2 separate regions of the Homo sapiens genome follow, and region 2 is linked to region 1. Evidence: chromatin loops called from intact Hi-C (ENCODE). Cell type or tissue: dorsolateral prefrontal cortex. All regions are shown on one strand. Each heading gives the region's core, and the rest is flanking DNA. Links, peaks and the distances in the headings are about the cores only.

What was found. A loop is a pair of places that touch in the nucleus more often than their neighbours do. Peaks named below come from ENCODE experiments on the same cell type or tissue, not always from the same donor. Only the 100,000 strongest peaks of a DNase experiment are listed, where the experiment ranks them.
Region 2: it touches region 1 in a loop (2.9-fold over the local background); 3 of 110 quality-filtered maps call a loop at or near these places.

The regions. Positions count from the first base shown.
Region 1 is chr17:3,011,836-3,014,740 of GRCh38, forward strand. All of the region lies in intron 17 of RAP1GAP2 (RAP1 GTPase activating protein 2), which reads left to right. Among named protein-coding and RNA genes, the nearest start is that of RAP1GAP2-AS1, 47 kb to the left of the region's middle. In dorsolateral prefrontal cortex, for the core only: CTCF peaks have their summits at 1,326 (motif pointing left) and 1,527; DNase peaks (open chromatin) are centred at 1,316 and 1,612; H3K27ac peaks cover 586 bases.
Region 2 is chr17:2,381,017-2,383,921 of GRCh38, forward strand. It overlaps SGSM2 (small G protein signaling modulator 2), which reads left to right. Exons shown (of 24, transcript NM_014853.3): 24 at 1-38. Among named protein-coding and RNA genes, the nearest start is that of MNT, 19 kb to the right of the region's middle. RefSeq lists an enhancer at 1,805-2,014. In dorsolateral prefrontal cortex, for the core only: CTCF peaks have their summits at 1,726 (motif pointing right) and 1,927; a DNase peak (open chromatin) is centred at 1,745; H3K4me3 peaks cover 401 bases; H3K27ac peaks cover 1,131 bases.

The DNA.
Region 1 (2,905 bases), core at 107-2,606:
ACTCCTGACATCAGGTGATCCGCCCATCTTGGCCTCCCAAAGTGCTGGGATTACAGGCGTGAGGCACTGCGCCCGGCCTCCTTCCTGTCAAAGTTCTCATTTCCCAGGCTGATGGGAGCATAACTGAGAATCCCCAGGGCTGAAAGCCATCTCAGCCATCCATCCTTGCCCCTGGTGAGGCTGCTGCTCCCCCACGTCAGCACTGACCCTTGATCTTTCTCCTGAGCAGCAGGCCTGCCATTGCCCTGTGTTGTGCCGCCTGGCACCTCACCCCGCTTGGAGCAGTTCCTTACAGCTCACTTCTGTCCTCCCAGCTGTAATGGAAGCGTTTCTCCCATGAGACACAGAACAGTTGGCTTTTGGACATCTAGACCTACTTTTCAAGCTGAACTGCTTGGAGATAGTCTCAGGAATCTGCTGGTTCTACAAACACTTCTAAAGTTTGCATTTTCACTTAGATCTAAAAAAAAAAACCTTCCAATTATAAAGACTGAACGTTTGGCTGGGCGCGGTGGCTCACGTCTGTAATCCCAGCACTTTGGGAGGCCGAGGCAGGTGGATCACCTGAGGTCAGGAGTTCGAGACCAGCCTGGCCAACGTGGTGAAACCCTGTCTCTACTAAAAATACAAAAATCAGATGGGCGTGGTGGTGCACACCTGTAATCCCAGCTACTTGGGAGGCTGGGGCAGGAGAATTGCTCAAACCTGGGAGGTGGAGGTTGCAGTGAGCTGAGATTGCGCCACTGCACAGCAGATCCAGACTGTGTCTCAAAAAAAAAAAAAAAAAAAAAAAAAACAAACCTAAAGTTTGCAGTGATCACTCCAAATTAAGAGATGTTCCTATAGGGTAAATAGGTAAGGCCTGAAGTCAGCACTGCATACGCAGCCCATGGGGCCACTGGGGTTGGGGGTCTGTGAGCAGATTCTCGGGAGTCTTGCGAGAACAGCTTTCACGATGAAAGAGCTGTACGTTATGTTTGAACGATGCTGATCTCTAGACCATTTTCCAGTGCCATTCTCAGTTACTGCCAGCTGTTGATGAGGTTGTTATTGGTCCGTAATGCAATGAAAAGTGATGATACTTGCTGTACCGACGTCAGATGGACGTAGAGCACGTGCAGGCCACATTTTGAGAAATGCTGAGCTCACCCAGCCCTCCACTGACCTCATCGCACAGAGGTGGAGCAGAGGACCGGGGAGGAGAAGGCTGCCGGGCTGGCTGTGATGGACCCGGGACCGTGGCAAGCTGGGAGTTGCCAGGTTCATTTCTCCCAGCCTTTGAGGGACTGTGATAGTTCATGCCTTGGTCTGACCTGACCCCTAGTGGCAGGAGGGGCCACAGCTATCCCTGGCAGTCTTTGTGGCCCCGCAGTACCTGCAGGGAGGTACCTGTAAGCCGGTCCCCCTAGCAGTGCCAGTGATGGCAGGTGGAGCACAGCAGGGCCCCGCCAAGAATCCTTGGTCTTTGGCGTCTTTGCCCCCTCCTTTTCCTCCTGATGGGGAGTTGTGATGTCAGGATGGCCCCGCTGTTTTGGGGGTCCACGAGAGAGCTCAGGCCTTGTGCTTGGCCCTGCTCCACTCCTGGGTCGGAGTCATGGTCTCTTGGAGCAGAGTTGGCATCTGTCTTGCATTTGCCCCGCTAGAGGGACAGAAGACCCGGTGCTGACTCCTCACACTTACCCAGCCTGCCGCCTCCTCACACTTACCTTGCTGACTCCGGCGGCTGCACCAGGACTAATTGAGGAGCCAGTGTCCTCCCTGACACCAGCCTCTGAGTTTTTCTTTTCTTTTCTTTTCTTTTTTTTTTTTTTTTTTTTTGGTGGGAGCCTTGAAAATTCGTGGTTTCTAATCATCCTTCAGTCATCCACCAGTTGAATTGTATTTTCAACCTGGACCAGTTTTTAATATACAGGGACCCTTTTATCTGGAGCCCAGGGTTCTGGGTTTGGATCCTGGCTCTATCTCTTACCTGCTATGTGGGCTTGGGCAATAATTTACCCTTCAGAACTTTTTCTGTCCAATGCCTGTCCTCTCTGCATCTCAGAATTGTAGAGATTCAATAGATCTTGTATGTGAAGCTCATGAGACCAGATACTGTTACACAGGAGTTACTATTTCCCACATGGAATCCTTTCTGGGAAAGAGACAGGGAGGAATACAATCACGTGTCACTCAACGACGGGAAATACGTCCTGAGAAATGACGGGAATACGTCCTACGACACACGTCGGCTATAGAGCCCGTGGCTGCCAGCACAGACCTGGATGGTCTAGCCTAGGACACACGTCGGCTATAGAGCGTGTGGCTGCCAGCACAGACCTGGATGGTCTAGCCTAGGACACACGTTGGCTATAGGGCGCGTGGCTGCCAGCACAGACCTGGATGGTCGAGCCTAGGACACACGTCGGCTATAGAGCCTGTGGCTGCCAGGTTACAAAGCTGTGCAGCAGGTTCCTTTACTGAATATTGTAGGTAATTGTAACACAAAGACAGGCATTTGTATACTAAACATCTAAATATGGAAAAGGTACAGTAAAAATATAGTATTAGAATCTTAATAGGACCAGTGTCATCTATGCAGTCTGTTGACTGCAGTGTCATTGTGTGGTGCTGGACTGGATTGCAGAATATAAATGATTAGTTTGGAATGTCATGATTGATGATGGTGTTGTCAACGCACAAGGGCACCAAGAGAATGTAAAGATGCTGATTTTTTTTTTTTTTTTTTTTTTTTGAGACAGTCTCGTTCTGTCACCCAGGCTGGAGTGCAGTGGTGCGATCTCGGCTCACTGCAACCCCAGCCTCCTGGATTCAAGCAATTCTTCTGCCTCAGCCTGCCGAGTAGCTGGGATTATAGGCACACACCACCATGCCTGGCTAATTTTTGTATTTTTTACAAAAATTA
Region 2 (2,905 bases), core at 406-2,905, 630 kb before region 1:
CTTCTGTGTAACAGACCAATAAACAACATTTGTCAACACTGGAGCCTCTGGGACTGGACACTGAGAGACCACGTGCCTTCTTTAAGCTCCACAGTCGGCCAGCCCCAAAAGGCGAGGACGGCAAAAAACTAAAGTTTCCAAGAGAGGTACTCCAGCCGCCAGTCTGGAGGGTGTGGGCTGGTCAGGAAGTCAGGGTGATTTGATAGCCAAACCTCAAGTACTCAGCGCCCTTGAGGGGACCTCACCCCAGAGTCATGGCCCCATCTCACGATGACCAGTGGCCCCTCTAGCCTGTGGATGAGAGAAGGTCCCTGTCCCATCCCTACCCCCTGCCTGCCCTACTGACCAGGCTGCAATGAGAAGCTGGAGCTTGACTATGCCACTGCAGCTGATGGCAACGGAGCTGCCCCTGTGGGTGTGGCTCTCACCCCGAGCACTGTCTGAGAGGCCGGAGGGGAGTGTCAGGAGGAGTCAGACCCTGCTGAGCTATAGACAGGCCCAGCTGTAACGGGTCTGCACCTCTCTTCCTGCCCTTCCCCAACCCGAGTGCTACTGGTCCCATCGTCGATGGCTCCAGGGAGAAGACACCAGTCACACAACATGTCTTCTACCCTAGAGGACACTGGCTTCCTGGACATTAGGGCCTGTTTTCCACTCACTCAAAGCTGAAGACCCCAGCCCATGGTCCTAGCAGGCTGAACCCAGCTTTATTATACAGAGAGAGAGACAGACAGATAGACAGACACAGAGTCTTGCTATCTCTCCCAGAATGGAGTGCAATGGTATGATCATGGCTCACTGCAGCCTTGAACTCCTAGGCTCAAGCGATCCTCCCAACTCAGCCTCCCAAGTAGCCAGGGATGCAGGCCCCCATCATGGCAGTTTTTCTATCTTTTTGGTAGAGGCAGAGGCTCACTGTTGCTCAGGCTAGTCTTGAACTCTGGCCTCAAGCAGTCCACCCACTTGGCCTCCCGAAGTGCTGGGATTACAGGCTTGAGCCACTGCATCTGGCCCTGAACCCAGCTTTTAGGAAAGAGTGCAAACTAGTGGCCAGAGCTACCCAAAGAAACCAGTTGGTGCAGAGAGAGCTCTGGGGCCAGGGAACTTGATGAGCCCTTCAGGGGAACACCCCCGACCCGCCAGCCGACTCTGTTGCCTGGAGGAGTCAGAATTCCTTTGCTGTGACCACCTAAAGGAAATTTCACCTAGCCTGGGAGTAACCCTTCACACACTTCCGTCCTGCCCTACTCCCCCTGACTACTGGACTGGGATCCTGGGACCAGAGGGGATCCCACAGCTTTTCAAAACGATGGGACAGCTGGGGCGGGAAGAGCAAGCAGCACAGTGGGCTCTCCAAACACCATCTCAAGGAACCTTTGCAATCTGGAAAGTCAGGTCTTCCTCTTACAGAGCAGGAGCTGGTAAATGGAAGCACCTGGATTCATACTTTATCCTGACCACAGGCCCCTTTCTTATAAGCTCCAGCTGAGCCATGGGTGAGTGAGAACTGTGGGTGAGGGGGAGCTTTGAGTACAGCTTCTGCCTAAAGATTTAGTGACAGCCCTCAGATGACAGCCAAGTTATCACTGCCTGGGGAGGGTCTTCATCTGTGTTCCCAGTGGGCACAGGGCCTGGCACTGAGCATGCACCCAGGAAGGGTTAACCCTCACCCTATCCCTTCCCTAAAGCGTCGCTTAGTGAGCTAATGGAAGTGACCCAGCTCTTCCAGGAGCTACCAGCAGAGGGAGCCCGCGTCTCACAAGTAAAAAGGGCAGGCTCAGTAGGGAGGGCTGGATTCCGAACTTTCATTTTAATTAAAAAAATTTTTTTTGAGACAGAGTCTCGCTCTGTCTCCCAGGCTGGAGTGCAGTGGCGCAATCTCGGCTCACTGCAGCCTCCACCCCCCGGGTTCAAGTGATTCTCCTGCCTCAGCCTCCTGAGTAGCTGGGATCATAGGCATGCACCACCATGCCCGGCTCATTTTTGTATTTTTAGTAGAGAAGGGTTTTTGCCATGTTGGCCAGGCTGGTCTCGAACTCCAGACCTCAGGTGATCTGCCCACCTAAGCCTCCCGAAGTGCTGGGATTACAGGCGTGTGCCACCGTGCCCGGCCTGAACTTTTTGAAGTCAACTCTTCTCTTTCAGAAAACAGGACCCAAGACAGCACTCCCTTCCTCAAGGATAACCCCTACCCACCCCACCTCAGGAAGAGACGCAGAGTCAGTCTCCCCTGTGGGGACTGGGAGTCAGTCAGGTACTGTCAGGGTGGAAATGAGAAGCTGGGCCCCCTTGCCCAGCCTGGTCTCCAGCAAGGCCTAGCTAGTGGCTCCCTGACCTCACTTCCCACACCACCTCCTCCCATGACAGCCTGCCCAGGGAGAGAAGACACAGCCACAGGGACAAGGGGCTTCCAGCCCAGCTGAGAACACGGCTCTTTGCCCCTGACCTCCAGCCTCTTCTTCCCCTTGTTCCTTTCCCTTAGAGGACAGCTTTATGGACTCCCCGGCTGACCTGTTGTAACTGCACCCCCAGAGCAGCCCCTCAGGAAGCTCTCACCCTCTGTGCCCAATCCCTGGGGCAACTCCCCTGTACCTTTTTTATTGGATCCGAGTCTAGGACTGGCCCCAGGTGCCACAAGGGTGGCAGATGCTGGGTAAGAACTCTGTACCCAGTTCAGAGGTCTGACTGCAGCTCCAACGAAGTCTCCAGCTAGCCGTGTGGCCTCAACAAGTCACTGGGCCACCTCAATCCTGTTTCCTTATCTGCCAAAATGGGGCTAAGTCTGGCTTATTTACTTCACTTGGCTGTTGAAAGATGAAACAAGATAATGCTTGTAAAATGGTCTGAGGAAATACGAAGCTTTGCAAAAGTTTCAGACCGACCAGAACTGCCATTTTCAGAGCGG